Regions from separate parts of the Homo sapiens genome. Here all the other regions are linked to region 3. Evidence: read pairs that join two places in POLR2A ChIA-PET (ENCODE). Cell type or tissue: MCF 10A. All regions are shown on one strand.

The links. Peaks named below come from ENCODE experiments on the same cell type or tissue, not always from the same donor. Only the 100,000 strongest peaks of a DNase experiment are listed, where the experiment ranks them.
Region 1: POLR2A ChIA-PET joins it to region 3 with 6 read pairs; 5 of 35 experiments call an interaction of 5 or more read pairs at or near these places.
Region 2: POLR2A ChIA-PET joins it to region 3 with 6 read pairs; 1 of 35 experiments calls an interaction of 5 or more read pairs at or near these places.

The regions. Positions count from the first base shown.
Region 1 is chr2:119,188,042-119,196,041 of GRCh38, reverse strand. All of the region lies in intron 2 of LOC107985941 (a long non-coding RNA gene), which reads left to right. Among named protein-coding and RNA genes, the nearest start is that of STEAP3, 32 kb to the left of the region's middle. RefSeq lists an enhancer at 1-272. In MCF 10A, no CTCF peak of the experiment used is centred here; no DNase peak of the experiment used is centred here.
Region 2 is chr2:119,739,866-119,747,865 of GRCh38, reverse strand. The region is part of intron 1 of LOC101927764 (a long non-coding RNA gene); the gene reads left to right. Among named protein-coding and RNA genes, the nearest start is that of PTPN4, 16 kb to the left of the region's middle. In MCF 10A, no CTCF peak of the experiment used is centred here; DNase peaks (open chromatin) are centred at 805 and 3,335.
Region 3 is chr2:119,248,530-119,256,529 of GRCh38, reverse strand. It overlaps STEAP3 (STEAP3 metalloreductase), which reads right to left. Exons shown (of 6, transcript NM_182915.3): 5 at 1,682-1,846. STEAP3-AS1 (STEAP3 antisense RNA 1) reads left to right here and starts at 7,459. Exons shown (of 2, transcript NR_046721.1): 1 at 7,459-8,000. RefSeq lists enhancers at 1-850, 1,176-2,119. In MCF 10A, no CTCF peak of the experiment used is centred here; DNase peaks (open chromatin) are centred at 529, 3,049 and 3,539.

The DNA of each region.
Region 1 (8,000 bases), 60 kb after region 3:
ACAGCAACCACAGAGATCAGAGAGGTTAAATGACCTCTCTGAGGGGAATAAAGAGGGGAATAAAGAGGCAGCCTCAGTAGAAATCTGCCTTCCTTTCTTTCTTTCCCTTCTTCCCTCCCTCCCTCCCTCCTTCCTTCCTTCTTTCCTTCTTTCCTTCCTTCCTTCCTCCCTCCCCTCCTTCCTTCCTTCCTCCCTCCCCTCCTTCCTTCTTTCCTCCCTCCCTCCTTCCTTCTCACCTTCTCTCCCTCTTCCCTCCCTCTCTCCCTCCTTCTCACCTTCTCTCCCTCTTCCCTCCCTCCCTCCCTCCCTTCCTTCCTTCCTTCCTTCCCTCTGTCTCTTTTGCTCTTTCTCCTTCCTTCCTTCCTTTTCTTTCTCTCTCTCTTTCTTTCTTTCTCTCTCTCTTTCTTTCTTTCTCTCTTTCTTTCTTTCTCTCTCTCTCTCTTTCTTTCTTTCTTTCTTTTCTTTCTTTCTCTCTCTTTCTTTCTCTCTTTCTTTCTTTCCCCCCTCTATTTCTTTCTCTCTCTCTCTTTCTTTCTCTCTCTCTTTCTTTCTTTCTTTCCCCCTCTCTCTTTCTTTGTTTCTTCCTTTCTTTCATTCTGACTTGTCTCATTCTGTCACCCAGTCTGGAGCGCTGTGGTGCGATCATAGCTCACTGCAGCCTCAACCTCCTGGGTTCAAGCCCTCTGGAGTAGCTGGAACTACAGGTGCAGGCCACTATGCTTAGCAATGGAATCTGTCTTTCCAATCAGCTCTGGAAGTGATTCTGAGATATCAGGTTTGGGAGCCCATGGACATGATGTTGCAATCTGTTGCTGTCTTTTATGTTCCCATTGCCTGTCTGGTCAAGGTCCTGCTGGGCGCTTCCACCTGCTTTTTGTCCACCTGCAGCCGTCTCTCCAGAGCTGTGGCTGCCTGGGTCATTCCCCTCGATCATTCCCTCTAACCCTATTTCTGAATCTAGCCGCAGGCCTGGCCCGGCTCCTGCTCTTTTGCTTCCAAGTTGCCTGTTCCTTTTATTCACTTAAAATAAAATCTATCTACATACATAAAAATTTACATTTTTGATGAATGAATTTTGGCATAATCATGTAATCAATCATGCCCATCTTTGAGATACAGAACAGTTCCAATTCCCCCCAAAATTCCCCCTTGCTGTCCTTTTGTAGTCAATTATTTCCCTAGCCACTAGACCCTGACAACTACTGATTTGTTCCTATAATTTTACCTTTTCCAGTATGTCACAACATTGAATCATACAGTATGTAGTCCTTTGGGCCTGGCTTCTTTCACTAAGCACAGTGCATTTGAGATTCATCAGGTTGTTGCCTATATCACCAGTTTCTTTTTTTGCTGTCTAGTAATTCATTGTATGGATGTACCATGGTTTGCTTATTCATTCACCAGCTGAAGGTCATGTTAGGTTGTTTCCAGTTGGGGTGAATTATAAATAAAGCCACTATAAACATTTGCATACAGACTTTTGTGTGAACATATGTTTTATTTCTTTTTTTTTTTTAAGTACACAGGAGTGATGAGAGTGGATACCCTTTCCTTGCTCCCAATCCCAGAGGATAGCATTTAGTCTTTCAACATTAAACATGATGTTAGTTGCATATTTTTTTGTGGATGCCTGTAATCAGGTTTAAAAAAATCAGAATTGATAACTTACCAGACAACAGCAGAAAATCTTGATCCTCAATTAACTTTGAAACCTTGTTGTGTGCATGGTTTCCATTTAGCTTCCTGAAATGTTGAAAATAACTTGTTTCCTCACTGTTGTCTGAGAGCTGTGAGTACTGGCAATGACTACAATAAGAGATGAGTCAAGGATGACTCCAAGACTCCTAGCCTCGCTTTCTCATATGCTTCCCTCTCCCCCTCCCTCCCTCCCTCCCTCCCTCCCTCCCTCCCTTCCTTCCTTCTTTCCTTCCTTCCTTCCTTCCTTCCTTCCTTCCTTCCTTCCTTCCTTCCTTCCTTCCTTCCTTCCTACTGTTCAATCTCCTGAAGCTTCTTGCTTTCTTCCTCTTTAGTTCCAGGCTGCTGAAGCAATGGCCCTGATGTTGCTAATGCTCCCAGTGGATCTCTGCTATTCGGCCCACTGAAGCCACCTCTCTCTCTCTCTCTCTCTCTTTTTTTTCTTGGTGACAGGGTCTTGCTCTGTCACTCAGGCTGGAGTGCAGTGGTGTGATCATAGCTCACTGCAGCCTCAAACTCCTGGGCTCAATCGATCCTCCTACCTTAGTCTCTTGAGTAGCTGGGACTACAGGCATGTGCCACCACCCCTGGCTAATTTTTATATTTTGTATAGAGATGGGGCCTTTCTATCTTGTCCAGGCTGGTCTCAAACTCCTAGGCTCAAGCTATCCTCCCACCTCAGGCTCCCAAAGTGCTGGGATCATAGGTGTGAGCCACTGTGCCCCACCAGAAGTTTTAGATTTTTTTGAGCTGTGTTCTGAACGATTAATATGTGGACTCTAAGGCCTCATTACAAACTATGAGGTATTAATGTCTGTATTTTCCAAATAGACGAAGTTCAGAAGGGTGGGTGGCTTGCTCAAGGTCATCTAGCTGGCCAGCAGCGGAGAAGGTGTACATATCCTCAGGGCGTGCAACCACCTTGCCAAGGTAAGTTGGCACTCAGAGCTGATGCCATTATACCCCAACGGAACTTAGCAAGTGGGTTGAGCGTTTGCTATTTTTTTTTTCTTAAAAAGCTTATATTTTGTTGAATAAATAATAATTCATTTTCATTGGTGGCAGACGTAGCTTGATTGGTTTCTATTTTTCCATTAACTGCCTCCTACTGCCACCTTAAAAGCAGAAGCTTTTGGCCATCTTTGGTGCCCTCCTGAGCCACCGTCACATTTTTGTCCCTTGTATGCCCCCGAAGTGTGCCCTGGAAACTGACCAGTCTGCCTCTGCCCATCCCCGCCTGCATCCTCCACGTATGTAACCTGCTGCCTCCAGGTGGTCATTTAGGCAGAAGGGAGGGGACATCACAGGCCCAAGCTCCTCCGTGGCCACTTGATGTGGCAGGGGACCTTTTTCCTGAACTAGAGAGTCTGAAAAGAAATAATTTCAAGATAGTAACATGAGCATGGGCAGAAATCTTCCCCTTTTGGGCCATAATCAGAAAAAAGAAAGATAGGAAAAATGTAAGAGATAACAAATACATAATTAGATTTTAAAAGAAGAGGCAGGGCACTGTGGCTCATACCTGTAATCCCAGCACTTTGGGAATCCAAGATGGGAGAATCACTTGAGCCTGGGAGTTTGAGACCAGCCTGGGCAACACAGCAAGACCCTGTCTTTACAAATAATAATAATAATAATAATGAAGTATGCATGGGACTCAGAAGTTAAAAGCAATGAACTCTATTAATAGCTATCAAACTTTTTAGTCTTGGCAATCTTTTTCTCTCTTGAAAATTATTGAGGACCCCAAAAAGCTTTTGTTTACATGGGTTATATCTACTGATATTTACAGTATTAGAAATTAAAACTAAGAAATTTAAACAATCTTTATGTGAAAATAACAAAAATAAGTCCATTGCACATCAAAATACTTATGTTAATATAAATAGCATTTTTGTGAAAAATGACTATGTTTTCCAAGTACAAAAATTTAGTGAGAAGAGTGGTATTGTTTTACATTTTTTTGCAGATCTCTTTTTCTTTCTTTCCTTCCTTCCTTCCTTCCTTCCTTCCTTCCTTCCTTCCTTCCTTCCTTCCTTCCTTCTTTCTTTCTTTCTTTCTTTCTTTCTTTCTTTCTTTCTTTCTTTCTTTCTTTCTTTCTTTCTTTCTTTCTTTCTTGACAGAGTCTCACTCTATCATTCAGGCTGGAGTGTGGTAGTGCAATCACAGCTCACTGCAGCCTTGACCTCCTGACTCAGGTGATCCTCCTTCCTAGCCTCCCGAGTAGTTGGGATCATGGGCACACACCACCACATCTGGCTAATTTTAAAAATTATCTGTAGAGATGGGGGTCTCACTATGGTGCCCAGGCTGGTCACAAATTCCCAGGCTCAAGCAATCCTCAGTGCTGGGATTATAGATGTGATCCACTGCACCTGGCATCTTTTACTTCTGGCTTGCTAGAAGATAGCTGGATTCTCATATGGGCTTCTGTTTTCCGTCTATTGCACTTTACGGGTAATGTAATTTCTTGAAAAGGCCACACCTCCTTAGTGTGACTATGGAAATAGTTTTGCATTTGTGGATTCCCAGAAACCAGCCTCAGGGACCGATTCCCTAGATCCCATTTTGAGGACCACTCCAAGTGGATCAATAATGACCAAAATAAACTTATTTTTAACAACATTTTTTATTTAGTGTTTTAGCTTGGATTCCACCAAAAACCTGAGACAAAGGGACTGCATTTGAGTCATTTATTTGGGTCCATAAATCTAGGAGTCAAGAGTTGGAGGACTGGGAAGAATGAAACAAGGAAGTAGGAAAAGCCCATCCAGCCATGTGTTAAGCTACTGTTAAATTAAATTTAGTGGCCTGGCGCAGTGGCTCACGCCTGTAATCCCAGCACTTTGGGAGGCTGAGGTTTAGTGGCCTGGTGCGGTGGCTCACGCCTGTAATCCCAGCACTTTGGGAGGCTGAGGTTTAGTGGCCTGGCGCGGTGGCTCACGCCTGTAATCCCAGCACTTTGGGAGGCTGAGGCAGATGGATCACCTGAGGTCAGGAGTTAGAGACCAGCCTGGCCAACATGGTGAAACCACCCCCTCTACTAAATATACAAAAATTAATTGGGCATGATGGTGCACACTTGTAATCCCAGCTACTCGGGAGGCTGAGGCAGGAGAATCACTTGAACCTGGGAGGCGGAGGTTGCAGTGAGCCGAGATCATGCCACTGCATTCCAGCCTGGGCAACAAGAGTGAAACTCCATCTCAAAAAACAAAAAACAAAACAAAACAAAACAACAACAACAACAAAAATCAAATTTAGCTTAAAGCTTCCTCCTTACATATTTTAAGTTCAGCCTAAAGGTTTCTCTGTGCATAGTAAACTATAGCCTACAGGGAAATGTAAACAGGCTGTAACGTACTCTTGTGTCAATCACTGAGTTTTGGCCAATCAAAGGTGGCCAACTTTTCAAACTGTGTTCAAATAAGGCAAACGACGAGCTGCGACCCATTCAGCTGTTTCTGAACCTCACTTCTGTTTTCTGTGCTTCACTTTCCTTTTTCTGTCCATAAATCTTCCACCAGAGTCTGTCTAAACCTACTCTGGCTCAGCAGACTGCCCTAGTCACGAATTGTCCTTTGCTCAGTTAAACTGTGTTAAATTTAATCTGGTTAAGGTTGTTCTTTTAACACTGGCCATTGCTGTGGGCAGTCGGGGCTCAGTTTAACTGAGGACTCCCAGAGAAACCATGTAGACTATGCCTTAGACTGAGGGCCTAAGACCTCGAGGCCTGGCATATTTATTCATTGGCTTCCTTCTCCTATTGGGCAAGGATTGCTCCAGGGAGGGTTGACTCCCTGGCACTTCAAGATTTGCCTGTATACCGTGATGCCTGGGGCAGAAAGAAAGACATACCTGGTGCAGCTGAAGTGAAGCTGTCAGGTTACACCTGGGGGCAGCTTGTTGCCACAGCAACTCTTGTGCAAAAGGCAGGCTAAGAGTGTGAAATGGGGCTAAAAGATGTCCAACACATTATGTGGGAAAACCAACTTGCAGAATAATATGTGCAGCAAGACATCATTTACGTTAATAATAAAACCACCAAACTAATAGCAAGTATTTTCCGAGTATATATATATATATATACCTGGAAGCTGACCAGCCTGCCTCTGCCCATCCCTGCTTGCATCCTGCAGGTATGGAACCTGCTAACTCCAGGTGGTTATTTAGGCAGATACATACATATATATGATGTATATATTTGTATATGTTTACATATGTATATACAAATACATTAAAAAGTATTGGATTTATACACACCAAGTTTCAAGGGAAGAGATATTGATTGGGAATATGGGTCATTTAAGATAATGTTAGTTTTTTTTAATCTAATTTCCTAATCTTTCTTTATCGCCAAAGCTCCAAAGCAGAAGATTAGAAACATACGAGATTCACTGAAGTTAATTCATAGAGTTTGTTGGTTTATCCTTTTTCTTCACGGGGACAGCACAGGGGGTCATGCCCAGGCCAAGCAAAGAAAATGGCTTATGGAATTGTGGGTACCCACAAGTCTTAGTACGTCTGTGCCACTGTAACAAAACACTTGAGCCTGGGTAGTTTATAAATAATGGAAAGTTATTTCTCACAGTTCTAGAGGACGGAAGTCCAAGTTCAAGGCACTGGCAGGTTTGGTGTCTGGTGAGGGCTGCTCACTGCTTAAAAGATGGCACCTGTGCTGTATCCTCTGGAGGGGACAAATGCTGTGTCCTCACATGGTGGAGGGATGGAAGGTGGGACTCAGCCTCTAAAGCCCTTCTATAGGGCACTAATCCATTCATGACTGCAGAGGCCTCATGTCCTCATCACCTCCTAAGGACCCCACCCCTCGATACTGTTGTGCTGGGGATTTTCAACATGAATTGTGGAGGGCGCACAAACATTCAAACCATAGCACTGAGAGAGCAGCTGGCATCTATCCCTTAGCTGGATGCTAGTCCCCAGGGCACCAGAGTGACTGGCCAATGAGAAAATTGGGAGGCCGGGCACGGGGGCTCACACCTGTAATCTCAGCATTTTGGGAGGCTGAGGCGGGTGGGTCATCTGAGGTCAGGAGTTCAAGACCAGACTGACCAATATGGTGAGACTCCATCTCTACTAAATATATATATATATAAATTAGCCAGCTGTGGTGGCATGTACCTGTAGTCCCAGTTACTCAGGAGGCTGAGACAGGAGAATTGCTTGAATCCAGAAGGTGGAGGTTGCACTGAGCCGAGATCGCACCTCTGCACTCCAGCTTGGGCGACAGAGCAAGACTCTGTCTTAAAGATAAATAAATAAATAAAGAAAGAAAAGAAAATTGGGGGGATAGTGTGGCAAGGGTCCCTGAGAGTGTGGGATTCAAGATGGGCTTTTGCTTATGGAGAATTCTTAAGGTGGGAGACTGATTTGGAGCATCGTGTGAGGTAAAGTGAGGAGGGAGAATATGAATTTTTGGGATCTTTTTGGTAGAGACATGATCTCTCTGTGTTGCCCAAGCTGGTCTCAAACTGCTGGCCTCAAGCAATTCTCCCCCTTCAGCCTCCCAAAGTGCTGAGATTATAGGCATGAGCAAACGCACCTGAAATAACACAAAATATACACATTGCTCTCTGTCCCCAGTTCCCAGCAGAGTTCCTAAAATCCTTGTAAGGTTGACCCTTGAACAACACAGGTTTGAACTGCAAGGGTCAACTTATACTTGGATAGTTTTCATTAAATATATTAGATTTTTTTTTTGAGATTTGTGACAGTTTGAAAAAACTTACAGTTACAGGTTACAGTGCGCTACGATCATGTCACTGCCCTTGTGTAGCCCAGAAATATCAAAAAAGAACAACAAAAAGTTAGGTATGTCATGAATGCATAAAGTATATGCGAGTACTAGTCTATTTTATAAGTTACTACTATAAAATTACACAAATCTATTATAAAAAGTTAAAATTTATGAAAACATGCAAAAAACACAGATCATACATGGCACCATTTGTAGTTGAGGGAAATGTAAACAAATGTAAAGATGAAGTATTCAATCATAACTACATAAAATTCACTGTAGTAAGCACTGTACTACTGTAATATTTTTGTAGCTACCTCCTGTTGCTATTGCGGTGAGCTCGTGTTGCGAGTGTCTGCTTAAAACACTATGAAATACTGACCATCTCCACGTGAGCAGTAGATTGCATATAGCAATTTACAATTTACTATTGCAATCTCCAGTAAATTGCATATTGCAGTGAAAACCATGATCTCTCTCAGTTCTCATTTATTTTCATGGTTAGTGCAATACTGTAAACCTTGAATAGCATCATGGGACCCATACG
Region 2 (8,000 bases), 490 kb before region 3:
AGTGCACCTGCATGTACATTCTTGTCCTGTGTATTCTATTGAAGCAACCCCCAAAGCTTTTTTGGCTGCCTAGCACTTGGTCTTAGCAGCCTCTTTCTTTCTTTCCTTCCTTCTTTCCCTCTCATCCTCCTCCCTTTCTTTCTTCAAGAGATGCTCATTGTATACCTATTAAGTGGCAGTGAGCCATCTCTGTCCACCCCTCTGACTCTACCTCTCCTGCGCTTGCCTTCTATGCCTGCCTGTTCTCAGATGCCCTTCCACCCTCCCCACCCAGCTCTGGTCCCTGCCCACCGTCCACCCCATCTGTGCATGGAGTACTCAGAGCGCCTAGGCTAGCTGCAGATCCCTTGTTATGCTAATGCATCAGTCCTCCTATTGCCGTTAACAGGCAGCTGAGACTGAGTGCGACGCTTAGCACGATAGCTGGGAAATCACAGAAAAACACACCCAGAACAGCTCAAGAGTGACTATTCACACAGATCAAAGAGCCTAATATTTTATTCTGAGGTTTTCATTCTCTTATAACCATGAAACTCCGAAGCTCAGTAAAAAGTCAGCTTGGATAGCTTACTATGATTATTAACAATAGACCACTAATAAATACATGGTCTGTAAGGCACTTAGGGGCTCACAAAGGGGAACGGCTGAGACACACGGGTCAGCCTCAGCCTCCTCAGTTCAGCAGGGGGGCTCCTAAGAGACCTGCACATAGGCAGAGAAGAAGCAAAAATTAACAAAAGAATCCAAGAGACTGAGATAGTCCCTTCCGCATTTGGCAGAAAACCTAAACTACAGTGACTCATACAAGGAGAGGTTCGTGTCCCTGTCCTGTGAATAATTGAGGGAGGCGCTCCTGGGCTGGCATAGTGGCCCTGCTCTGTGATGTCCTCAGGGACCCAGGCTCTTTCCAGCTCCTGCTCTGCGATCCCTAGGGTGTGGCTCCCATCTTTATGGTCTAAGTTGGTGATTAGGTCTCCAATGCATCCATATTCTAGGCGGCCACTGGAGGAAGAGACAAAGAAATGGGGGCAAAGGCAGGTGCCTGCAGCTCAAAGGAGAGTTTCCTGAAGCTGGCACATGTCACTTCATCACTGGCCAGGGCTCAGTCATGTGGCCACACCTTGATGCAAGGGAGCCTGAGAAGTGTGGCCTCCACTGCAGGGCTGCAGTGTTCCCAGCTGAAATGTGAGGCTTCTGCACTTCTAATACTGAGGGAGAGGGGAGACTGGAAACTGGAAGATCCGTAGCAGCATCTGCCACAGTGGAGAAGGACGAATCGCCAGCAATCCAGACCTCTGGCCCCTCCCCGTTCCAGCACATCTCTATCTCCCTCTCACACACAGCATTTCCACTGTGTGTCACAGTTGACAGAGAGCTGTCATGTATGAGACCCATTTTAAAGGTACTGCATTTTGATTTTATTAACATATTAAAATTGATTACATACAAGGCAAGCATGTCCATTGGCAACTGCTCCCAAGCTTGGGCCCTCCTCATTGGCCATGAGTTGACTGCTGTGGTCAGGTTGGCATGTGTTCTTCCCAGGCTCTTTCTATCAGGCACACCTTGAAGAGCTGCTGCTAGCATTGGGGAGAGGTCTGAGGTCTCCACAGAAGGGGCTCTACACCCTGTGCCTAGCATCCAAAGACAGTTACTTAAACCACCAGACAACATCCCCCTACCTGTTCCTTGCTGCCTTCTCTCAACCCTCCTGGTCTTCATTGAATCCTCACGTGGCCCCACGAGCTTGGAGATCTGGGCCAGTTGCTCTGGTTGAAGCAGGCTCTCCCCTTAATTTTCATTTCTCCTTCTTGGATCAGGTCTTTTACCAGGCAACTGTCAGGATAACACATGCCCTGGCCCCATCTTAACCTGTGCTCTGAGCCTCCCTTTCGACCTGGACAAACTGGGTTGCCCTCCTCATCAAGGACAGCATCTGCACACTGGCAACCGTTATTGAGTGCTTGCCCCCTACCAGGCACTGCTGTCTGCACTTTGAAGGTCTTAACTCCTTTGCTCCTCTCACCCACACAGCTAATAAGCACAGCTTTGCTAACAATGCCAGGCTCTGGGCCTGTCTTGGAAATACTGGTTCTGTGGAAGGAAGTTGGACTGTGGAGTACAACAGATTTATTTGCTGTAGGTTCTTAGGCAAATTACTCAACCTCTAAAAATGGATTATTGACACCTGCAAAGTGTGAGGAACATTAAAAGAGATGGCATACAAAGCACTTAGCCTAGCGCCTGGTACATAGTGTTATTAATTAATGGCAGTACTTGTTTATGAAGATAATAAGTAATTCAATAGTGTCTGATGGGAGAGTGGATTATTTTAAGATCCTGCCCAATGCTCCATCAAGTCACTGCAGAGTGCCTGGGGTGGGGAGGAAATACCCTTCCATGTACTCTCTCTTCAACCACTGGTTTTCCTTGCTACTACAATTGGGTCTTTGCCCTAAAATTTTTCCCTTTTTCTTTTAGTGCTTTAAGACATTTCTGATTTAAGCATGCTTTGGTAGGAGATCGAGAATTTTTCTAAGTCTGTTTGGGCTTGCAGCATTTGGAATTATCGTGCATATCAGAATCTTTCCACATATGAATGTTTTATATGCTTAGGTAATAAGAAAGGGAAGGAAAGATTTTACAGAATCACAGATGTAGTCTTAATGGGAAAAGAGCAAGAGAAATATCAACCAAAAGAGGAGAGAATTGGAACTATATCTTCATTTGGTTTATAGGGAAGAGGAAGCATGTGCCACTATAAAGTGTGATCATTATGGTGTGCCTTTTTTGTTGTTGTTGTTATAAGAATTCCAGAATCTACACATTCAAACTAGTACAGTCTTCCAACTTAGTTATTTGGGGAAGTTATATGTGTTTCCAACAACTTGACAATTTCTCAAATATTATCAACTGATATCTCATTTTATCACTACCATCCAGGTTCCTGTATGAGAGGGTACCAATATCTGTCCCTTGTAGGTACTCTGTCATCCCAACCCGTATTCTTAACCAATTCTGGTTGAAGAAGAAGATAAACTAGGACTTCTAAACCCACCAGCACTTGGCTTAGTTAAGTGCCTTCTCTGTGCCAGGCATCATGCCAGGATCTGGGTTTGCAGAGGTAAATATAACACAGTCCCTGCCCTAAAGGATTTTGGAGACCAGAGAAGGGATGATCTAAAAGCCTGTACACTTATTCTCCCTCTCTTTGCGAGGGGTAAAATTTCCAAGTGTTCATGGAGTTGAGACCAAGCAGTGAGAGAACTGTCTGTATTGACATAAAGCACACACTCCAGTCCCTGAGTCATCCTGGGGCACCACTACAGTCATCCTGGGGCACCTATGGTTGTTGCCAGATTGGCAAAAATCCAAACCAAGAAGAACTAGGTAAATGCTGTGACTGTGGAGCACTTTGCTCCAGCTAAAAGTCAAGTTTACCTGAAGGGCAGCCACAAGTGCCTCTGGCTTGAAGCTCTTCCAAAATGAAGGCATTGTGAAATGGGAATTTTGAAAAAGGCAAAAATGTCAATCTCTTTGAAGTAATTTCTAAACTCCTTAATTTACAGAATGATAGATTTAATTTTGGTCTGAATTATTTTGGTATCAATGATGTCAAAGCAATTTGTCCCTGGATCAATTCAGTGAAGAAAAAGCATCTTCAATGTATCAAGAGGTTGGTTTTTTTGTGTGTGGTAGAGGACATTCTATTGCTTTTATACTAACATTCTAGAAATTAGTCCTTATATTTTATGTTTCCTCCAAATCATTTGTAACATATTTATTAAAAACTCCAAGTGTACTTTCTGGTACATACAGTTAAAATAAATGCACTAATTTAAATGATCAACAGTTATGAAGAGGCAGGGTCCCTTAGTGGGTAAGAGTATAGTTTCTGGGCCAGGCGTGGTGGCTCACGCCTATAATCCCAGCACTTTAGAAGCCCCAGGCAGGTGGATCACTTGAGGTCAGGAGTTCAAGACCAGCCTGGCCAACATGGTGAATCTCCATCTCTACTAAAAATACAAAAATTATCCAGGCATGGTGGCACGCTCCTGTAATCCCAGGTACTTGGGAAGCTGAGGCAGGAGAATCGCTTGAACTTGGGAGGCAGAGTTTGCAGTGAGCCGAGACCGCACCACTGCACTCCAGCCTGGGTGACAGAGCAAGACTCTGTCTCAAAATACAAAACAAAACCAAAAGAGTATAGTTTCTGGCCCTACTCTGCAAGGATTCAAATCTCCCTTTGCCACTTACTATCTGTGCGATTTTGGATGGGCTATGCAAACCCCCGTGCTTGTTTCTCCATCCATAGAATAAGAATAACGGTATCTACCTCATAAGATTTTTATGAAGATCAAAGGAACTAACAACAAAAAGCACCTAGAACCATCCTGGCACAGAGTAAGATCTGCTCTATAAGTAGTAGCTGTTATCATTGATTGGACACTTACCATATGCCATGCCTGTTATATATATCACTGAATTTACACCTCCCAACTCCCCTCTGAGCAAGTATTAGTATCCCCATTTAGCATATAAGGAAACTTGAATTTAGAGGTTTCAACAATTCAAATCAGACACACAGTGTTTCAGACTGAAGCTTAGTCACATCATTACATAATGGTCTCCCAAAATGGAGCTGGACAAATCAAAGAGAGTTATAAAAATGCAAGCAACCCAAGTTATTAAAGGTAAAACATTTTACCTATTAAAATGCAATGTAATGTCTTTCTGTCTCCAGCTAGAGTGGAGAGAGCCTAAGCCAATATGGCTGAAAAGACGGGCTGCCTTTGCATTTCTATGTCATGAATTATGTGTTGGCATCAGAGAAGAGCCATAGAAGGCTTCTAAAGAGTGGAGAAATGATCATCTCCATATTTTATAAAGACCACCATCATGATGGTGACACATAGGCTGGGGGCTAGGGTGAACATAAAGGTGGAGGATCAGTTTCAGACCCTTGTAATGACCCAGAGAGTTATGATATATGTTTGAGTCTGGGTGGAAGTTGTGGATATACAAGAGAACAGAGATACCTGAGACACCAGGTAAATAGAAACAATATGACTTGATCTATCTATTGCATGGCGGAACCCAGGTTTCTGGCTTGGCCAAGTGGCTGGTTAGCTGGTAGTGCCAGTCACCAAGATGAGGAGGCACAAGAGAAAAGGCAAGTAAGAGAGTATGATTAGTCCATTTAGCAGAAGTTGAGCCGGGCGTAGTGACTAACACCAGCAATCCCAGCATTTTGGGAGTCCGAGACAGGAGGATCAGGAATATGAAACCAGTCTGGGAAACATATAAAAACCATCTCTACAAAAAAAAAAAAAAATAACCAGGCATGGTAGTATGTGCTTCCAGTCCTAGCTACTTGGGAGGCAGAAGTTAGAGGACTGCCTGAGGATTTGAGGCTGCAGTGGGCTATGATGGTGCCACTACACTCCAGCCTGGCAACAGAGCAAGACCCTGTTTCTAAATAAATAAATACAAGTAATTGAACTTGAGAAGCCTGTGAAATTCTATCCAAAAGTCAATTAAACATACAGATCTGCAGCTCAGGTCTCCAGCCTGCACTGGAATTAGAGATCTGAGATGGTAGTGCATGTCGTAAGGATAGTGTCTGGAGAGAGAAGAAAGGAAGTAAAGGGAAGAACCCTGGGAATAAGCCCCAACATTTGGGAATAGGCCCCTGTGGTAAACCAGCCTGGAGACTGAGCAGCCAGAGAGCTCAGAAGAAGGTGAGGAGAGAGTAGGGCCCCAGGCACCAAGGGGGAGAGTCTTGGAAGACTGTGAAGGGGTTGACAGTGCCATGTGTCACAAAGCTGAGTAAGCGGTGAGTGTAAAAGTGTGCAAGGGAGTGGGGAACTTAATATTCATTCATGACCTTTGCCAGACAGTTTCAAGGGAGAAACTGAGGTGGAAGCCAGATGTCAGGGAGTCGAGGAGGGAGTGGGAAGTGGGGACTTTAAATGAAGACAGGTGACAAGGCACTTAGCTGATTAAAGAAGGTGAGAGAAATAGAAAGAGGGGACAGAATTGGGGGGAAGCTTTGGTTAGAACATACATAGTTCTAATAATACTGTGTCTGGCCAGGTGCAGTGGCTCATGCCTGTAATCCCAGCACTTTGGGAGGCTGAGGCGGGCAGACTGCTTGAGCTGAGGAGTTCGAGACCAGCCTGGGCAACATGGCAAAACCAATGTATTTTCGTTAAAAATACAAAAAATTATCCAAGCATAGTGGCACATGCCTGTAGTCCCAGCTACTTAAGAAGCTGATCACCTGAGGTGATCACCTGAGCCTGGGGGGTTGAGGCTGCAGTGAGCCATGATCACACCACTGCACTCCAGCCTGGGTGACAGGAGTGAGACCCTACCTCAAAACAATAATAATAATAATAATACTGTGTCATGGGATTCAAGTCTCCATAAGGGTCAATTGATATTCTCTTCTTGAAAACCTGTAGTAAATAAATCCCAAACCCAAGGTAACCATTTGGTAAATGAAACGTCTGTGCTTTCCTAGCTTCTCTGGGATTTGGGAGCACCTGAAGGGTTGCGATAGCTCCATCCATAGCCTACTCAACCACCATTATGTTGGCCCTTTCTTCTTGCTAACAGAACCCAGTGTTGTTGATGTGGCCATTTGCCCAGCACCACAGTACACACTGTGCTTGTTGTAAGACAATCAACACAATGTGGTTTCTCTTTGCCAGTGACTGGTCTAGGGGTGTGTGCGACCCAGTCCTAGCCAATGGGATGTTGGAGGACATTTTCTGAGGACTTCTTGAAAAGAATCCTCCCTCTTCCTCCCAATCACCTCATTCCCTCACTATAAAAAGAGAGAAAAGTGAGGAGAAAGCTTTTTTCCACCTATCCCTTTCCATTCTGTTTAGGGCATAAAAATAATTGTAAGGAAATTCAACAAAGTTCTTTTTCCAGCAATGATTCCCTTGATGCAGTCTTAGAAAAATCAATTTTAAAATTATTTCAGAAGCAAATTTTTAGGTGCTCTTGCTTTGCAGGTATCCTAAGCAGACATTTATTTAGCTTATTAGACACTCTAACGCTGACCTTGAGCAAATTTCTTAACTTGTATGAGCCTCAGTTTCCTCCTTGATAACCTGGGGAATGAGAATAGCTACCACATGGGCCTGTTGTGGGAACTGAGATGGGACGTGCAAAGTGCCTAGCATAGCAATGATAGTGCTTGACTCCTATTTTCCTGTGAGTTCTTTTTTTTCCTTTGAGATGGAGTCTCACTCTGTTGCCAGGCTAGAGTGCAGTGGCGCAATCTCAGCTCACTGCAACCTCCACCTCCTGGGTTCAAGTAATTCTCCTGCCTCAGCCTCCCAAGTAGCTGGGATTACAGGCATGCACCACCATGCCTGGCTAATTTTTTTGTATTTTTAGTAGAGACAGGGTTTCACCATATTGGCCAGGCTAGTCTTGAACTCCTGACCTCAGGTGATCCACCCACATCGGCCTCCCAAAGTGCTGGGATTATAGGCATGAGCCACCGCGCCCGGCCTTCCTGTGGGTTCTTTACACACACCCTCACTAGGAAAGACTAGGAATGGCCAGGGCTACCAGTAAATTACTGATAGCCAGTGACCTCCCCAAGGGACCCTAGAACCCAGGATCCCACTTTCCACACCTGCAGGTCACCCGTTGGCTGCCAGATCCATGTCAGGTTCCTTTGAGTTCAGCTGCAGCCTGCTGACTTGGGCACTTCCCCCAACAGCCTGCTTGGCTGACCACATCCCCCAGATGGTTCCAAACTGTCAGCCTTTTGAGCCCACAGACACGGTGCCCAGACCTTGTGTCCCCTCCCTGCACCAGTGCCTGTGGTGCCCAGTTTCTCCAGCCCTTGCCAGCCTGTTCCCAGCTTCTGGCCCTGCCTGCTGCATGGTCAGCAGAATTCTCCTGGGCCTCATCCTAGACCTGTGTTACAGCAGGTGACAGACAGTCAGTCCCACTCTCTAATAAGCCACAAAATA
Region 3 (8,000 bases):
AGGCAGAGCCAGGGCATGTAATCTATGGCTGCTTAAGGGAGCGGCTTTCTGGTGAGGGGAGCAGCCTGCAGTCTGCTTTAATTGTGGATAAACCATGCACGCCGGATACTCCAGGTGGGAAGAGGAAAATCCTAGATTTGGGTATGAGACACATGGGGATTAGTGGCAGATAAATAAAATTCTTCCCCTTCTCGTATGCTAACATGTGTCAGCCATGAGCCCTCCTCCAGGGACCTTCTGAGATGAGCAGAGCCAGGGAGATTCAGAGGCAGACACACTTTAAAAAACACACGGCTACAACTCTGTGTTGTTCCAATGGATGTGAAGCATCCCTGGTCAGGAGCAATTAATTTGGATTACGTAAGAGCATTACGCTGTCACTGTCCCTGAGTCCTGTACCACGTCCTCCCTGCACAGATTTCTGTTGATAGTGGGGGTGGATAGGATGGCTGTTCTCTGCCCTGTTACAATGGCAGGATACAGCATTAGTCAGCTCCCACTCATGGGAGGGGAGGAGTTAATCCGCCAACACTGACCGCAGATTCTGTGTGGAGAACAGTGGGAGATGCCAAAGAAATGTAAACAATGTCCCTGCCTCCGTTTCCTTTATCATGGAAAGATGGCTCTGCCTGTCTTGTTCTCTATTGCATCACAGGCCTAGCAGGATGCCTGGCCTGCAGTAAGTGCTCAATAAATGTTTGTTGAATGAACAAATGCAAAAAGAAACTTTTGCCACTAGCAGCATTTCCCAGAGTATGTTCTGTGGAGTATTTTTTTTTTTTTAAGAGGCAAGGTCTTGCTATGATGTCCAGGCTGGACACTTGAACTTCTAACTCCTGGAAGAATCGCTCAAGCTCAAGTGATTCTCCCACCTCAGCCTCTGTTAGTAGCTGGGATCCCAGCCACATGCCACAGCGCCCAGCTTGTGGAGTGCTGATAGCTGTTATTTGGAAAAAAGGAGGGGGAGGGTGCTAACACTCCAATAAGTCTGATTAACAAAGGTTTGTTTGTTGTAGATGTTATTCGAATCTTTGATGTGCCAAAGTGCATTGTGATCTCTTAGGGGGAAGTAAATCTTTTCTCAAATTCATCTGATGACAGACCTCCTTTTTCTGGATTTTTTCATAGGAATGGCATCCTTGGGAAAAAGCTGTGTCGCATCCCCTATAAACTGGGGTCCTAATGCTTGTGTCTCATCCACGCTGCATGAATCAAGGGGTTAAGGGGAACAACAGAGCCAGGTTGAGATGAGGGGTGGAGGGTGGTGGGCTAGGCTCGCTCACTCCCTAGACTCCTACCTAGATGGATGTCTAGGTAGATGATGACTCCTACCTAGACCAGCAAAATGTCCAATGACTTCATGTCATTCAATTTTGTTTGGAAAGCTCAAGAATTCTAGAAGCTTGAGAATGGTGGACCCAGGGCTCAGTGTCCTGGTCTGTAATTTTTTCACATGCCTGTGTCTGGCTTCCTCATGTGTTGGGAGGTTAAGCTTGTAGCAGGCAGCCCCTATCAAGAGGCTTGGATGGGCCCTCTGGGTCAGGAAGGCCTGGCATCTCACCGAGTGGTCCTGCTGTGCAGATGATCAGAGCCCAGGCAGTTCTCAAAGGCAGAGCACTTACTCATGAGAGGTGGGCCAGGGCCACGCTGAAGCTGGCTGGCAGACTAGAGACTACTTTACCTGAACGAAGCTGAACTCCCTCCAGTTGAGCGAGTTTGCAATGGACGGCAGTGAGGTCACGGCCAGCAGGGACAACGTGCCGAGGGCCAGCACTCCCAGGGAGAGGTAGATCTCCATCCGCCAGACCTCCTCCTCCACCCAGAGGTGGCTCTTGTTGGCCAAGACCTGACATGGATGGAAGGAAAACCATGAACACTGTGGCAAAGGCTGGTGCCCCGGGAGGGCAATGATGAAGGACACAAGAAAGACAAGACGGCGGGCGCTCACACTGCACCTGACGCTACCTGGCTCTGTGATAAGCGTTTCTCAGGCATTAACTCATCGAATCCTCAAAACCACCCCACAAAGTAGAGATCACTATTAGCCCATTTTAGAGATGGAGGAAATGAGGCACAAAGATCAAATCACTTTCCCAAGGTCACATGTAGCTAACAGATGCAGAGCTGGGATCAGGACCCACTCAGCCTGGTGCCAATGACCGGGGCTCCTGGGGCTTTCACATATCTGCCCCGGGGCAGCCAATCAGAACAGTCACATCAGCAGAGTAAGGAGTCAACCAGAAATACAGCCCTTAAGCATGGCTCCGTCTCACGGTTTTCCGGCCCCAGAATCCCAGGACAGGAGAGAGGAGCTCTCCTAGCTCTGAATCCCCTCAGCCAATGAGCTCACACCTTACTGGCTGCTTCCCTTCCCAGCCTGTCTCACCCTGAGCCCTCTGTCTTCCTGGAGCCCCACACTGCCCCCATCACTGGCTCACACTCAGGACATACAAAGACACATACAGACACTGAGCCCCCAACACTCCCCGACCCAAAGCTCTCAGCCTCCCCTCTTCCTACCCAGTTCTCTACTTCTGCCTGAGGCACACAGCCTTGGCTCAACTTTGCCAGGCAAGAGAGACTGACGGCCATTCACCAAGCAGTTCAGTGACCACTTACGAAGCACCTACTGTGTGCCAGGCCCTGGGCTACAGAAAATAAAGATACCTGCCCTTACCCTGCCCTCACAGAGATCTGGGCCCCCCCACCAAGTTCCAGGACATATAAATTGGGGAGCCCCTATGAACCTGGAGATTTCTGACCCTTCTCTCCCCACCTTGCCACTGAGCCCCCTCCTAGCCCAGCCAACACTCACTCGCATAGTGCCCTCATGAGGAAGAACTTTTATCAAGGTGCAACTAGACCGGGTAGCAGAGTTCCTGGAAGTCAAGGTGTTCTCTGTGAAACACTGTGAAATGCTGGTACTTTTATTCTATAATGTCAGCAGAACAAGGAACAGTATTTCCATTAGAAGATGTGACTACACTTTAATAGGCAGCCTCTCAAAACAGAATGACTCATACAGGTTTTTTGAGAAACAATTTCAGCAGAAAAAAAAAAACACGAGCTCAGTTACCACATAAAATATTAAAAGTGAATCCACTGGGCTGAGCAAAATGGTTGTACAGCTTATAAGAGAAAGTTTAAAGAAACAGAGAAAATGCCATCCATTGAGTGCTTTTCCTGCAATCTGTGAAAAATGATTGGCTCTGTTCTATTTTAGGGCAGGCCTGGCTCACTTTGGTGACTTTAAGCCACTAAGGGACCAGGAGTCTAGGGACCCAGCCTCTTGTCCTGACCACCAGTGGCATGTGACTCTGGCAAGACTGTCTCTGGGCCTCAGTTTCTCTACCTAGGAGGTTTGGATGAGGTCATGTCTGAAATTCTCTTGATTTTGCTTATGTGCCTGCTGTGGTTGAAGTCACCATTAGCTGGAAAGGCGTGCAGAGGGCAGAGAGGTCTCCTCCGTACCTCTGCCCAGAGAAGTCTTACTCACACCTCACAGCATGAATTGAGTAAGTCATCTCCTCGCTGGAAGTTGTTTGTTCTTTAACTCTGCTTCATTAGTCATTCCTCTCTGCGCCTCGGGAAGATCAGGCAGTTAATGTCACAAGTCAGAGTTTGGATGATTACACACACGTATACCACATTGGCTTGTAAAATGCCTTGTTTTTTTCCTCTAACATTTCCAGTCTGCAGTGACGCTGGGAAGGGAGGGATGAGGTGGGCTAGGGAGCAGTGGATGGCAAAGACCCGCATGAGGACAGAACCTAAGCCAGCCTTAGGAGTCCATGAGATTCTCAGCCAGCCTATTAAACCACAGTGTTGTGCTCAGAGCTCCCTGGTGACCAGTGGCACACATGGCTAACTGGAACGCAGATGTAACAGCTCCCCTAGTAAGTAAGTCTCTATGTTTAGAGATGATCAAGTTCACCACCTTCTCCTTGAGAAGGCCAAGGAGAGTGTTCATCAACAAGAGATGGAAAGACAGCATTCAGGTGTGGGATTTCCCTCTAGGTTGCAGGTCAGACGCTGAAGGACCAGTGAGGCTGCAGCATTAGCCCCTCTCCATGTCTTCATAGTGGGTGATGGATGGGAAGAGAGTGGTACCAACTCACTGCCTGCCAGACTCAGAGGAGGAGGGGGTGGCAGGGTGTGGAAGGGCAACCTTGGGGCATAGAGACCATAGGCCTGGATTCTGACGCTGACTCTGCCACTGGTGGGCAGTCATGAGACCCTGGGCAGTCCCTTTCCTGGCTCATAGCATCATTGTATCTTGCTGTGTTACTGCAGGACTAAAAGCATTACGTTTGTGGAATGAGTAGCATGGAACAGGCACACAGTGGGCACTTAATGTAATAAATGGCTGTTGTTCTTAGTGGCAGCAAGGCAGTTAGACTAGTTCTTGCTCCAAGCTCTACGTGCACTCCTCTTAAGATGCCTGATATTGGCTCTGTGGTGGCCAATTTAAAAATCAGTCACTCAGTGAGCATGCACTGTGAACCTGTGTTAGGAACCATGGACCCCAAGGTGTAGAAGACCCAGTCATGGACCTCTGAGTCGGGTATGAAGTAGTGTGTAAGAAAAATAATAAAAAAGTATTTACAAAATGCAACAGATTACAGAGGCAGGTATGGGGAAGTAAGGGGATAGTCTGGGGGAGCTTAACAGAGGTAGGGTTTTGAAGGAGGAATAGGAGTTTGCAAGCTGTCAAGGTGTCCTGGGGTGGGCGTTCCAAGCCGAGAGGAATGAGCTCTGCCCATTTAGAGGACAGTATGGGACCCAAGTGTTGACACGTCACAGGAGAAGGGGAGATGAGGCTGCGGAGGGAGTCTAGCTGCATAGTGAGGGTTCTACCATTATCCCAAGGACACTGGGGTCACTGGATCTTTTCAGCAGTGACATGGTCAGATGAGAGTTTCAGACCATCCTGTGCCAGCCATGTGCAGATGTAGCTTGGGGTGAAGGTAATAGGAGAACGGGGTGAAGGTAACAGGAGAACAGTGTGCAGGTTAAACATTTCTTTGATCTTGATCTTTGAGTTTGATGTTGAAATGTGTATTTCCAGGGAAATACACAAGCAAATCCAAATGCCCTGTACAAATATCGGTTATTGTTGGTAATAATACTGTCTGTAAACATGGTCTCAAAGGTTTTCTCTACAGCTGGCATACACCTTTGCCTCCTAATCTGCAGACTCAGGGCTGTAAGGAAATCTTGGAGGAGTTTCTTGTGCCTAGACTAATGTGCTCCCTTGACCCAAGGGCCTAGTGGGCAGTTGGGGTGGTGAGTGGCCATGTGGGGACCCTGTGGTGAGGTGCCCATGGGCTGGCAGCAGAAGCCACACATCAAGCCTGAGCCACCCAGGAGTCCCTGCTGTTTGGGGCTGAAGGCAGAACAGCCTCAGGTGCCCAGGCCCAGAACCGCGGGCATGGCTTACCATGGACCATCCAGAATCTGCTTGGATGTGCCCAGGCTTGGGCACCTCCCCGTATCTGGGCTGCTGTGTGTCAAGCCCCTGCCTCCCTCCGACCACCCACCCCGACATAACCACATCAGCCCTGGTTTTGCCCTTAAGAACTCTGCAGAACAAGTTTAAGCCCCTTTGCATGAGAGGCCTTCGGTGTCTCTGACTGATCTCGTCCTGCGGGAGGGATGGTTGCCTGGCAACCTCACCAGGGCCTGCAGCCCTAAAGATTTTTGGGACACGGGGAAAATTACCTTGCATGCGCCCCTCTGTGCCCTGGTATTTGCATCAGGGCAGAATTGGGTTAACAGAATATCAGGGAGAGCCTTGGCAGGGCAGAGAATTTAGACAAAGGCAGTTGAAGGGTGGCAGGGGAGGGAGGGAGCAGTGGTGTGTCTTTTACCCTGGGGGGTAGTGGGCACCGTCCCCGTCTTTCCCACTGCTGCTGGAAATACCTGCCAGCTCAGGGGAGAGGGAGTGGGCTCCTCCATGCAGATCTGCCCCGTCCTGGGCAGCAACATTGTACTAGTCCCCAGGGAGCCCCGCAGAGCCTCCTGCCAAGGGGCTGGTGCTTTGTAGAAGTCAGTAAGAAAATATCGTCAAAGAGCATTGAAAACATTAGCACTAGGAGAGAGCTTGATCTACACATCAGGGCCTCGAGGACAAAAGAGGGGCTGTGACTTGCTCAAGGTCAAGATCTTTGTTCCAGTCAGCGATGCTGGAGAGCAGGAGTCCAGCCTCTAGCCTTCAGGCCTCCACACCGCCCCACACCAGCTGAGGCGAGGAGCCAGATGGTCTGTGTCTTTCTTACTCCTTTCTGTGGCCCCAGGGCCTGGCAGAGTAGGTGCTCAGTGAATGAGTGAATGAATGACCTAGTTCTGAAATCATTTACTCAATTGTGAATTTGGTTTGCCTGTAGAAAGCAGCGTGGGTATAAGCATGGATCTGGAAAATAGCTGGATCTGAATCCCAGCTGTGCTACTTACTGACTGTGTGACTTTGGCCAAGTTACTTGACCCCTCTGTGCCTCAGATTTCTCATCTATGAAATAAGGATATAATAGCACCTGGCCTACAGGGATGAGATGGGGTTAAATGAATTCACAGTGGTGTACGAAGCTCTTAGAATGGTTCCTGGAACACAGCGAGCTCTTGTTAAGGGTTCATGACTGATTTCTTCCCTTCCTCTCATTTCCATCAAGCATCTTGCTTTTCTGCCTGAAGTCTGGGGTTCTTCCTTTGTCTTAGGAAATTCTGAGCCCACAGATGCAATGATGCCGGTATCTGTGGGTGGCAAAGGACGAGGGCAGTCGAGTAGCTGCTGGCAGAGAAGCAGCAACCCTGACAGTGAGTAGGGGCTGAGGTCTGTGGTTCTCAGGAGGTGCCCAGCCCTGCTTCCCAGTCCTGCCAATCCCCCATGCTCGGAGGGGATGGCCCTGTGCTAGGTGTTTAGGGGAGGGCCCAGCCTCACCAAGGTCCCTGCATTCTGAGCAGGAGCAGGAGCTGCAGGGGCTGCCAGGCTGGAATGAGGGGTGGATGAGAAGTGTCTCACCAGCACCTGGGCTGAACCCTGTTGGGTGACTAGCGTCCTGGAGTGGGCAGGACCTATGCATCAACCAGCCCCGGGGCTGGGCACTGGAGGTGGAATTAATTTGGAGAAAATAAAGACAGTGTTGCTGAAGATGTGAGCTTGGGACTAAGAATCAAGCCCCATGAGCTTGTGGACCAGGAGGGAGCATCAGGGGCCTGTTTCTGTGGGCACAGGTGCCAGCTGATGCCTGGGTCCCCACCTGGTGTGGCCTGAAGGTCCTCCACTTCCCAGGAACCCTGCTGGCAACCAAGCCCCATATGAATTTTCTAAATGAATGATTAGTGCCACCCCCAGTAAAACAAACAAAGAACAACAACAACAACAACAAACCTAAACCTGGAATGCTCACTCCTGCAGCCTTCCCCATCTCAGCTGATGGCAACTCTCTCTTTCAGGTGCTCAGACCCAAACCCCAGAGTCATCCCTGATCACCCACAAAACCCTGGGGCCATTCCAGCGGCAATTCCATGCACTCCAGCTTCACATGTGCCTTCAGGATCTCCTTGCTCCTCCACTGCTCCCACTGCCTCCAGCCTCCACTGCCTCAAATCTGGGCATATGCACGGCTTCCTCGCTGGCCCCAGCAGCTAGCTGCCTTTGACCTCCTACAGTCTGTTCTCAGCCAAAAACCAGAGAGAACCACTTAAAATGTCAGGCCGATCAACACCTAAATTCAAACCTTCACCAGCTCCCTATTTCACTCGGAGCCTAAGGCTGAAGCTCTTCCTCTCAGGCCTCGCCTGCCACCCCCTCCTTGTTCAGCTTTAGCCACATGGGCCTCCTGGCTGCTCCTCCAACGTACCAGGCACACTTCTGCCCAAGGACTATGCCCCGTGGCCTGCAACATCACCCCAGCAGGCCACCGGCCCCTCTCCCCTCCTTCCAGCTCTGCTCACATAGCACTCACTCTGCAAGTCCTCCTGGACCATCTTCAAACCTGCAC